Linked DNA regions of Homo sapiens: all the other regions are linked to region 3. A link is a contact called in ENCODE Hi-C or POLR2A ChIA-PET data. All regions are on one chromosome and are shown on one strand. The core of a region is the stretch at or near the end of the contact, and the rest is flanking DNA. Distances in the headings are between cores, read along the strand shown.

Region 1 (3,802 bases), core at 281-2,780, 270 kb after region 3:
CCTTTGGGAATTTTCTTCCCTAAGGAAACTCCAAAATTCTGCAGGGCTTAATTTCTCATTTCCTTCAAATCTTAGGTCAAATGTTCTCTCTCCATAGAGGACTTCCCTGATTATCCTATGCAAAGTGGCATGCTTTGTCACTCTCTATCCACTTACCCTGCTTAATTTTTCTTCATAGAAGTCATTTTTACTCCATAATGATATACACATATAGCCTTAACATATATATATATGTTTCTTCTTTCATTATTCACTTCTCCCACTGAAATGTAAGCTCCATGAAAGCAGCGACTTTTTCTGGTTTTTAAATATTCTGTGTAGCACAGTATTTCTAGAATGAGTAAACAGATGAATAAAGGAATAAAATACGTGTTAAACTGAAATTTTTACTATATATTTTCCTAAATTATTAGCACAAAGTTTTCCTTGAATAAAATTCTGATATTTTCCCCCAAGTGATTATAACACAAACACATTCATCTTTGAAAACTCATGCCTCAGTTTGCAACAAGCCTTTACAGACAAAGGCTGACCAACAGGAGCTGCTGGTGGTAGCTGTGCTGGAGCGGTGGTAGTGCTTAAGCAAGGTGTGGTATGTAACCTAAAACATGGGACATTCATGGCTACTGAGATCACTCATCCGTTTATTCTGCAAACACTACCTGAGTACTCTGTATGTGCTGAGGCCTCCACTAAGGACTGGGGAGACACAGATGATCAATACTCCCTACATATTCACTGTCCCCATGGGGCTTACAGTCTGGTTGTTTCCTTCAGAATCTTGGGTACAAAGTGGAATGAAATTTCTGGGTTTCTGTACCCACAGCCACACACATACTTGTGTCAGTCAAAGGGCCAAGGCTGAAGCTACTTTTGCTTTTTGCATTTGGAGAAAATAAAATCCCACTTTACCTCTCCCTCCCCCACTGCCCACCAAAGCATGCTAATAGCACACATCCACGTAACTTCTCTCATGGCCACACTTGATGCATGCCCCCATTCATTAAAAACAAATTCCACCCGTACCCTTGCCAGTGAGGGACAGCCAAGGACATTGCGAGGTGGAGGGTCACACTGAAACTGCCGTGGAAGGACCCTAAACCCCTATCAGACATCCTGACTCCCAGGCCGGCGCACACACACACCATGCCCATGACCCGTCTCCAGCTCAGGACTGGCCAGAGCTCTGTGGAAACCTGAGCTAAGTGAGGACAGCCCCCCTCCAGGTGATCCACTTCTTTTCCCCTTTTTGTTTTTTTTCCATGGTTTCTGACACTTCTTGGCCCCACCGTCATTTTCCATTTAGTTGCGGGCAGTCTTCTTATCTTCAAAATGTTTTTCTTCACTTGCAGAGGGAAGCCTACTTCTGAATCAAGTCGTTGGTTTTCTGTGTGTGCAGGGAACCTCTGCCAGGAGCCCAGCTGCTTTCGGACCCTTGCCACCCAGCCTCAGCTTGCATTTCCGAGTTTTCACTACGGGAATAGATTCCTTGGAAGGAGGCTTGCTTCTTTTGGGCCGTGAGGCCTTTTTTTTTTTTTCTGCGAGGGAAGACAGAGTGAGAAAGCCCAGGGGATGGCTGGCTCGGAGGTTCCATGAAAAAGGTTCTTTAGGGCTGGCTTGAACGGTGTTTTTGTGTGACAGAAGAATCCCTCAGTCTTTCGGGTTTTGGCCAAGGCCCCCTGCTTTTTCGTGAGATGTTGATGAATTTGTGCCTGGTTCCTCTCTTACGATTACCTCTGTGTTTACACGGTACCGACTCGGAGTCGCTGCTGTATCTTGAATGCTCATTCAAGGAGAGTAACTCAAGGGCTGACAGCTGGTGAGGTCATTCTGCAGTCTAGCCAGGGCCCGTGTGCCATTACAATGAAGTAATAATGTATTTATAACACACCTAACCACTGATGGCTTCTATTGCTGTGGCATTCCCTCTGCGTTTGCACAGATGTTTTTTGAGAACTCAAGAATTGGCCTCCAGAAACAACCTCCTAGCAAACAAACTCTGCTTGTTGACTCTGGCGGGTGCTTATAACGAGAGTTGTTAGCACTCGGGATTTATGTTTCAAATATCATTTTAATTTCTCAGGCAGCATTTTTACCACAAGATGTTAATTCACTGGTGCACTTGAATCCCATAGCTTCTCTCTCTCCCACTTTCTCTCTCTCTCACTCGAGTGTGCACTCTCTCTCTCTTAATGAAAATATGGACTTGGTTTCTAAGGAAATATTCTCAGTGCCTGATTCATCGAAACACAGTGCATTCATTTTCCATGGAATTTACTCTGAAATGTCATACTCTTTTTATTTGATAAATTATGTACTTTTGTGATTCATTAAGCCCCTCTTCTTATTCCCGAGTAGCACCCTCTTCGTCATGCACAAGGTCTATGCAATTAGTCCCCACAGGGGCAGTTGGTCTTTCTGAGAGGCACAAGCTGCTTTTAACATTTGCCAGAAAACATGGGAAAGCATTTAAAGATGACGGCACACACACTAGGTTGACATCTAGAGGGGATTCCTATGAGAACTGTTATGTCAATTTTGTAAACCTTAATGTTTCCTGATAGAGGTGAGTTAGAGATAACATTCCAGCTGATTCCATGATTAGCATTCCAGATATTTAAAAAAAAATAAAAATAGTTGGGGACTTCTGTTCAGAATATCTCCTATTTTTCCTTTCTTCTCTTTCCTCTCCTGCAATCTTGATGCATTTTATCTTTGCTTCTTAGTCATCTGGCTGAATCCTCTCAGAAGACATTGCATTAAGTTAAGGCATTCCCATTGGCTCACACACCCCCTCCCAAACCCCAGTGCAAGAGTACACATTTCTAAATTCACAAACATCCTTCCTGTTTTTTCACCGGCCCTGAAACAGGTGATATCAACTCTGGGACTTAAGACAGGACAGTAAAAGCCTTTCGTCTCTCGCTCATCCCCTAAGTCCTCCATAATCCACTAGAACTGGCTTTTAAAAAATGGATACATAATATTTTACATATTTATGGGGTACATGTGATATTTTGTTACACGCATAGAATGTGTAATGTTAAGTCAGAGCATCTGGGGTATCCACTGCCTTGTGTCATTTTGTCATTTCTATGTGATGGGAACATTTCAGATTCTCTCTTTTAGCTACTTTGAAATACACGACACATTTTGCTAACTATAGTCATCTGAGTCTGCTATGGAACATTTTGACATACGGTTTCTCCATTGATGCCTCCCAATGGAGTTGTCCTCCATTGACAACTCTGAAGCTTTTGCTTCATCATCCCTAGACCCTGTAGACTACACCCTTCACAAACCTTCTCCCCCTTTAGTTTCTGTCACCCTCCCCATGCTGGCTCCCCTCCCATTTCTCTCATCACTCTGCTCTTTTGTTCCCTGGTAAATCTTGGGGGCTGCCTTCTGCCTGCACAGCACTATGCTGTGTCATCTTTTCCAACATCCCCTGCCCATGGTTGCCACAGCATTTTTGGTTCCAGCTCTGACCTTCACTTCCAGATGCTGAACCTGCTCACATCTGGGTGCCTGGGAAGGGATGGATTTCATATCCACGCTGGACATGTCCTTTCTTCTCCTGGGGTAAGTTCTGGCTGAGCTAATGTTCCCGCCATTCTGCAGGAGGCTCAGCTAGCAATCTTAGTGTCATGGCGGTCATCTTCTCCGCTTTTGCCCCCGTCCTCCTTGCAGACTCCTTCACTGAGTCTTGTTGACTCTTCCTCATTACGTATTACCTTGGCATTTCTAAAACATACACTTGCTGGGCACCAGCTCTGGGGATTGTGACTGAGTTTGTCTAGGG
Region 2 (3,612 bases), core at 408-2,907, 390 kb before region 3:
GAAACTCATCCCTAGAAAGCAAAGTTGCTTTCTGTGACTGGTGAGCAGAGGCAGAAAATGAAAGGCCGGCTCTTCCTTGGCACTGCTGCCCATCACTAAGAGGCGGGAATGACTGGTGAACTTGGCTGATTCAGGAAAATGCCATCTGGTATAGATTTCCTTTCAATTCATTGGGAGGAATTCAGGATCATGGGCAATAATTGAAAGCTGTTGTCTTGGGGTGATATTTTATTTAGCTCCTTTCTTTCTACTTAGTTTCTGGAAACCAGGCTATCTGCCCTAACACACATCTACTTATTCTACCTGTATTCACACTGCTGACAAATCCCTCTTAAGCTAAGAGTGCACACCCATAAATAATGTGCAGTTTGCATTTATTCTTCTCCAAAGTGCTGTAAACATCAAGGCCTACTTATCGGAGGTGTATGCATGGTAACAGAGGGTCATTGAGAACTAGGGCCAAATGAATTGAAGTAAGCAGAATGAATGGCGTTGTTGGTCATAACTGAACGCTGTGTCTGAATTGAGTCCACTCAAAGTAGATCACATATGACTTTAATCCACTGCTCTGCCCAGCTTTCTCAGAAGATAAATCTGTCTCCAGCTGTTATTTACATATTATCATTTTACTGTATGTCACTGTCATAGTTTCAGACTTGAGTAAATCCACATTTAAATAGCGATTTGTCTCCTTTTGATAGTAAATATTCTCGTAAGTGGTGGTTAGGATTAAAGGGAATTTGTCGACAGTAGGTAAATGAAATTATACACTCAGCCAAGAGAGCCTTCATTGGGAAGCCCAGTCCAGCAGGTGCCAGTTGTCCCACAAAATTCCCCCTTTGAAGGTAGAGTGATAATTCCCTGAAAGGAGAAAAAGAAAAGGAGGGGTGGAGGAAATGCATATACAAATGTTCTCAGCTCTCCAGACTCCCTGGGAGGGGGCAAAGCCTGCCCCAAACAGCCCTGGAGACACCACCACTTAAAGGTTAGCAAAGAGTTCTTTTGAGGTGACATTTAAACCTTTAATAGCTCCCAGCCAGCTTGAGGAGGAATAATTTTCTCTCCCTGAAAGCTGGGAGCCAGCACTGCTCAGTTACCTGTCTACAGAGGATGTCAGGGTGTGGAGGAAACCCAAGTGGGGCAATTTGGGAGGAGGGGGCAGAGCCCGCCGGTGTCTGTGGGCCTTGCCCTCCGCCCTAATTGCACCAAAGGCTGAAAAAAGCTTCAGGTTGCACGTTAGGCCCTTGCTGAGATTAGCAATTATAATATCAGTTTCCCCCAAACAGGGCTGACAGAATGGCTGGGGGAGCAGAGGTGACTTAAAGTTTAGTAAGTCTCGGGGAAAGTTTATTGTCTCCTGCTGTTTTCTGGCCCACAAATTTGGCCTTTCTACTACCCAGCACTGGCCACAAACAGTAGGAATCCTTTTCAATCACTATTAGCAACACTTCATTTCAGTCATATTTGACCCTTGGCAAACTACAACTCAGGGAAGAACATTCTTTCCAGAAAGGAACCAGACATCATTCAGCTAGAGACGATTTACTGTGGGACATGGAGCTTATTTGCTTTTGTTGAGCCCCTGGAGCTACTCAGCCTGTTAAAATGGATTGTCCTTTTGCACAGCCATGCCGGTGGGAGGGTCATTCCTGAGAGGCAGAGAGGGGGTGGAGGCCAGCCCTGGTCTTTATCAACTTGTCATCTGGTCCCATTGCCCTGAGCCAGGATCTTTGGAGTGCACTGCCTGCCCAAGTAACCTATTTTGCAGCTTGTCTTGAAAGCAAGGCATATGTTAGGTAGTCAAGAACATCCCTTTTCTCCTCCATGTCAGGGCCATAGTGGTGTCTCCTCCAGTTTTTGCTTATATTTAATTTGCTTGGATATGAAGAAAGAAAATAAAAGCTAACCAAAACACTGAAATCTTGAAAATGACTTCAATCAACAGAAAGGCACATTTCCCCAGCTTTTCCTTATATACTACATGAGACAGCATTTGGATTTTTAGTCTATTTTTTTTCCTCTCCCATCCATTGTCTACCATGGGAATTTCTAAGCAGTGCTAAGAGGACCCTGACTCAACAGTCTCCTCTCCCACCTGGGTATCTTTCATTGTTATTAAAGAAAGTGGGTAAAGGGGAGTTACTGTTTAACGGTACAGAGTTTCTGTTGGGGATGATGAAAAAGTGTTGGGTGTTGATAACGGTGATGATTCTAGAGCATTGTGATTGTACTTAATGCCACTGAATTGTATACCTATGAATGGCTAAAAGGATAAATATTATGTACATTCACAATATTAATCTAATGTTAATATTAATAATTAATATTAACTCAGCCCCTATATGGCTGAAATGTCTGACTGGTGCTTTCTTTCCTAGCATCTTCTCCTAGGAAGCAGATGGTCTTCACAGTGACCTGTATAGTAAGGAAGGTTAAGGCAGCCACAAAGAACCAACCTGGGCTTGCTTCAGATGGAACTAGAAACAGAGATGGGACAGCCAGAATTAGAATGCACGTCACTGGGCAGAAACATGGACAACCCACTAAAACATGACCTTCATGGGCGTGGAACACTCAGATGGCTTACAGGCTGCAAATTAGGAACAAGATGGGCCTAAGTAAAAATGATGGGAACTGTCTTCTCACAATAACCCACAGACATTTAAAGAGGTGAGAGATATGGATTTCCAGAAAACCACACATATTTGGGGGAAAATAGGGGTCATTCTCCAGAGGCTTTGATCCATTAGTTGGCATTTCACAAAAGGCGGCCAGACCGTGTTGATTCGACAACAGAGGTGTAAGCTGGGACAAATTAATTTACACTGCTTCATGTGGGAAAGGCAACAAGGCCTGATATGTCCATTACTAGTCTTAAGAAAAAGTATTTGTGCAATGTTAACACAGTTTATACAGTTTATGAAATCAACAAATGATTTGATCTTTTGCAAGCACCAACACCCCTTGAATAAGCTTTTCTGAATTGCCCTGGTCAATCCTTGTGACTTGTGTTTTAAGTACTCTTTTTAAGTTCAGAACAGTGTAAAATTTAAAATCCAAGCCGTATTTTTCTTTCCTTTATAAGAATTTAAGCATTGGGCTGATTTTAGGCCTGAAGCTTTCATTGATGCTAGAGTCAATCATGAATGACTAACCTAGACCTTCTAGGAGGATTGCTAATTGGTTGCGACTCATTACCTGGAGCTATAAGAATGGCTAAAAAGAAGTAGCCCCATCTGAGGAGAGCCTTCTATGGTCACTTCAGCCTGGAATTCATTCCCTTTCTCTCAACACTTAACAGCGTTTTGATTATTTATTGGTAAATAATCTGCTAAACTCTGGAATCTCTGAGGTAGCCCATGGAACATACTGGACACAGAGAATCTGGATTTCCCAAGGCATCAGTGTGCTTTGGGGCCATACCTAGAAGCTACGCACCTCAAATTCTGTGGTTTATAAAGTTCAATAAATTGTCTCTACCTATCTGAGATAGAGGAATGGACTAAATGTGAGGTAGACTTCCAAGGGACAGGACCATATAAGTAGCAGATTTATTTTATTCAGAAAGGGCAGCCCCTCATATATATTAGAAAAATTAAATCACTCATTTCT
Region 3 (3,886 bases), core at 86-2,585:
GAGAAGGAGAAGAAAAAAAGGGGGGAGAGAAAAGCTAGACGGTGCATGGACTTTTCAGACGAATTCTTTCACACGTTTCTAATACAAGCGAAAAGCAGTGGTGAATTTCCTGGAAAAGTCCTGGCAGAAATGAAAGCCAAAAAACGTGCCTTGTGGCCTCAGGGTACGGGATGTGAGAAACTCAGCACATTCAAGCTAAATCTTCATTTTAGAACAGGAGAGGGAGAGGGAGACCCAGAGAGGAACCGACTCGACTGACTTTAGGGTCTTTCTTTGTATTTTAACATTGTATATAAATACTACACAACTAGGCAACGTGTTTCCTCGAGGACTGGACTCTGCGAATTACATAATGAGGGGAAAGAGGTAGGGGTGGGGAAGGGGAAGGGGTGGGGGCAGACTGCAGCGGGCGGAGGGGAGACTGGGGCGAGCAGCGGATGAATTGCAGACCAGTTGCCAAAACTTTTTTTTTTTCCCTGCTGCTGCTGCTGCGGCTGCCTTTGCTGCTGCCTTTGCTTTGAATGTGGGTAACTAGGAAACAGCAAGCCGTCTGAGAAGACGGAATTTCCAACGTGTAAAATGTTCTTAACGGAACCATTGAGCGAGTGCAATAAGGCGTGAGGGGGAACTAATCTTCCCATTTAAATGTTTGTGGCAATTTTATCTAAATGAATTTTAATGCTAAACGAGGGTAATTCCCCATTTGTAGCGCGTTTACTTCTCTTTCCTGTGCTTCTAAAGCAGTCGAACATCATGCAATGAACAATAACAATAAAAATACTGTCAAGGCATATTATTCATTTTGAATGTGTTATAATTACAGCTGATTAAATATGATAGGGTAAAATATTTTTAATTTTTTGAAAAAAAAATTTAAATCATATTAAAAAGTAGTCTCATTCAGCCAGAGCCAGCCCCCTTTCCACCCCCCCCCCACCCCCCCACCCCCCCACCACCAAATAAAAATAAAAACCAGGTACAATTTTGTGCCCTTGTTTAGAGGAGGGCGTTTTGTTTTTGCCTTTTAGGAAACATCAAAAACACTCTCAGCACCTCTATTATTTGCCTCTTTCGGATAAGTGTCCTCAATAACCTTCGAGCTGGCTCTGAAATTTACAAGAGGAAAAGCTAAAATAGCATTAAGAGGGGAGGGCATCGAGGCAGGGGAAGAAAGGAACTGCGAAGAGCGAGGCTCTCACCTAAATGGCTCACAGAGGGGGAACTCACGGAAATAGCAGTTTATTTTTTCTAATTCCTGGACACTGCTGATCTCGATTCTTCAGAGTCACCATATTCCCTAACTACTCTTCACTTGTAAACCTCCCTCCCCTAGCGCCTCTCTCTTTCTCTCTGTCTCTCCCTCTCGCCTCTCTCCCTCTCCCCACCACACCTCCTCCCCTTTCTTTCCCTCCCCCACCCATCCTGAGCCTCCTCAGGAATAAAGGCTGAAAATAACCAACTCACCCGGGCATGTACTGGAGAGGAGGAGCAAATAGACAGTTTATAAAGTTTATTATTAATTGTTAAAGTAAATAAATGGTTGTTAACTGCTAGCAACCACCTATCAAAAGAGAATGATTTCACTCACATCGACTATTTAGGTAGAGGAAGAATTGCCACTAGGTCAACAAGGGAGATTTAAACAATCCCATCTATGGGCTGGGGAGGGGTAGAAGCGCTGCCAGAGATGGCTGCAGTAGGCTGAGCCTTGCTCTCTGCGCATCCACGTGTTTAGAAACAAGGCCCCATCAGCAAAAGGTGAGAATGCATTGCTACTCCAGCAGGTGAGTCAGTCAATCACACATCACCTAGTAAAGCCAACCCACAGCTGGTTTCTCTTTTCGAATAGAAAATAGAATTGCTAAGGGCCGGTTTATAGGGTGACTTGGGCCTGAATGTCAGACTTGAGTTTAAGGCTCTCTCTCCTCCGACCCATCCTTTGTTTACAAAGCAATCACTACTGAAAGGCTTATTTTTTAAAACGAATTTGCCTTAATTAAAATATTTGTATATTTTCCTTAGCTTTGGGAAGCACTTTTTATAGCAGCAATTTTATTTAAATAAAATTATAAGCTATTCCAGCTTAAACATATTATTTTCTACCATTTAGCCGGCTGCCATGCAGAAATCTTGTACAGCTGTTCTGGAAAATTGGTTAATAACCAGTTTTATCCAATGAGAACATAGAGCATATTTATAAAAATTAGATTTTGAAGTCTGGTCTCTTCAATTCATGTAGTTAATTTCCTAATAAACATATACTGCTCATCCTAGGTAACATCCTTTAGTAAAAGACTTAACTTTGTACTTAGGTTTGCCTTTATGTGCAAGAATAATTTCACTGATATTAGATGAGTAATTCTGTTGGATGTAATTCTGAGTCTAGAGTTAGTTTAGTGCCTTTAGGCCTCAAATTTGCTGATATTAGGAGTTCATTAAGTCAGCTTAAAGAAATCAGTGGTTATTATTAAACAACTTACTTTGCGGTTAAAATTGTCAAATACATATATGGCTTAGGGAGCCAAAATTAATTTTTATATTTACTGTATTAATCTTTAAAAATCTGGGGGGCAGTAAACAAATTTTTCAAGCAGTGGAGTCAGCATGACAAAAATAATCTTGTTTTTATTTTAGATTCAGATTTCATTACTGCACTCAAACGACTACAACTGGGCTTGGCGTTATTATACAATCCAAACTGTTTCCATCAGAAACGCTAAGACTCAGTGTGCAATGATTGTTATTAATAATTAGCTCCTTGGTTTCTTGATAGAAAAAGGCTATCAACAAGCATTTGTTTATCCACAACAAAAAGTATAATTAGCTTATCCCACTTAGTAAATCTTGTATGCATGCCAACTCATACCAAACTGCTACTTTTACAAAAAAAAATTGCAATAATACAGTTCATTTTTCCAGTCCTTTTTGCACAAAATTTATTTACAATGTCTACATAAATGCTCCAAGGTGGGACTATGAAAAAATACACACATGACCGATGCTTTGCTCAGAAATAAAGTCAACATATTAAAAATAAATCTTCAGTCTATGTTTTAGAGCTGCTTAAAACAGGAAGTGATGTATAAGGTGGTGGTTGTTGCATGGGGACAATGATGCTTGATGTGACAATTAGGCTTCTAAACACACGGCCTTTTGGTTTCCATGCCTCCTCCTACCAGTCTCCTTAAGACACTGCCTGCAACAGCTGATTAATCATTGTTGATGACTGCAGTTTTTCCCATCCTTCCCGATTTACATCTGTTCAGGCCAATTCAAATATGGTGAGTAAATGAATTAGACATGCAAATTCAAGCCCCAGGCTAGAAAGAGGGAGAGAGAGGAAAAGAGAGAGAAAGAGAGAGAGCGCGCGCATGGCTGAAATCCTAGGCGAGAAGAAAGATTCTTCTGCCTGATAGTTATTTTAATGCTCTAAAAATCCTGCAAATCAGACCTTCCTGTCCCTTGCAGGATAACTGTAAGGCTTTTTAATGTAAGGAGGCTTCTGGAGGAAGTGAAGAGCTATGGAAACAACACACATAGTGTGGAAAAATTTCACATTTTTTTTAAAAAATCTATAAGAAACAACGTAATATGGATAACAGTATAATAGCATTTACAATATTTCACTCTTTGTTCTCTTAATGTCTTATATAGTTATTTAGCATGTCCCCCAAATTGACTTCAGTTGGTATTTCCTGCTTTTTAAAGGTCCCTATGAAGAATTAGGGATGCTCCTTGGTCCAGAGTAGATGCCAAGAATGGAACTCCACAGTCATTGCAGAAAAAACATGATTTGAAATCAGTCACCATTGCAGACAATGCATATTCCCTTAAGCTACTGAGCATGAATGTCCATGACTTGTCCACTCATTGTTGGGTCTCCTGT

Evidence for each region. A loop is a pair of places that touch in the nucleus more often than their neighbours do. ChIA-PET counts read pairs that join two places held with the same protein, here RNA polymerase II (POLR2A). Pooled maps may share reads with other maps.
Region 1: a loop to region 3 is called in a map of ascending aorta, with 2.2 times the contacts of the local background. The contact joins the enhancer-like site here to the promoter of LINC01798 in region 3. A Hi-C loop is called at or near these places in 4 of 168 maps with a recorded cell type or tissue (A673, aorta, ascending aorta and 1 more) and 11 of 50 pooled maps. POLR2A ChIA-PET finds 5 or more read pairs at or near these places in 1 of 52 experiments (WTC11).
Region 2: a loop to region 3 is called in a map of sigmoid colon, with 4 times the contacts of the local background. The contact joins the enhancer-like site here to the promoter of LINC01798 in region 3. A Hi-C loop is called at or near these places in 1 of 168 maps with a recorded cell type or tissue (sigmoid colon) and 1 of 50 pooled maps. POLR2A ChIA-PET finds 5 or more read pairs at or near these places in 3 of 52 experiments (HCT116, MCF 10A and naive thymus-derived CD4-positive, alpha-beta T cell).

What each region holds. Positions count from the first base shown.
Region 1 is chr2:66,299,284-66,303,085 of GRCh38, reverse strand. No RefSeq gene overlaps it. Among named protein-coding and RNA genes, the nearest start is that of MIR4778, 57 kb to the left of the region's middle. Within about 2 kb of position 1,530, at least 10 of the 41 ENCODE cell types and tissues checked have a DNase peak (open chromatin) inside an H3K27ac peak, as active enhancers do; they include ascending aorta, where a contact is called at or near this core.
Region 2 is chr2:66,960,841-66,964,452 of GRCh38, reverse strand. The region is part of intron 4 of LINC01799 (long intergenic non-protein coding RNA 1799); the gene reads right to left. Among named protein-coding and RNA genes, the nearest start is that of LINC01628, 40 kb to the right of the region's middle. Within about 2 kb of position 1,657, at least 2 of the 41 ENCODE cell types and tissues checked have a DNase peak (open chromatin) inside an H3K27ac peak, as active enhancers do.
Region 3 is chr2:66,571,479-66,575,364 of GRCh38, reverse strand. It overlaps LINC01798 (long intergenic non-protein coding RNA 1798), which reads right to left and starts at 1,335. Exons shown (of 6, transcript NR_110156.1): 1 at 1,200-1,335. MEIS1 (Meis homeobox 1) reads right to left here. Exons shown (of 13, transcript NM_002398.3): 13 at 1,496-3,886. RefSeq lists enhancers at 1-101, 2,496-3,886.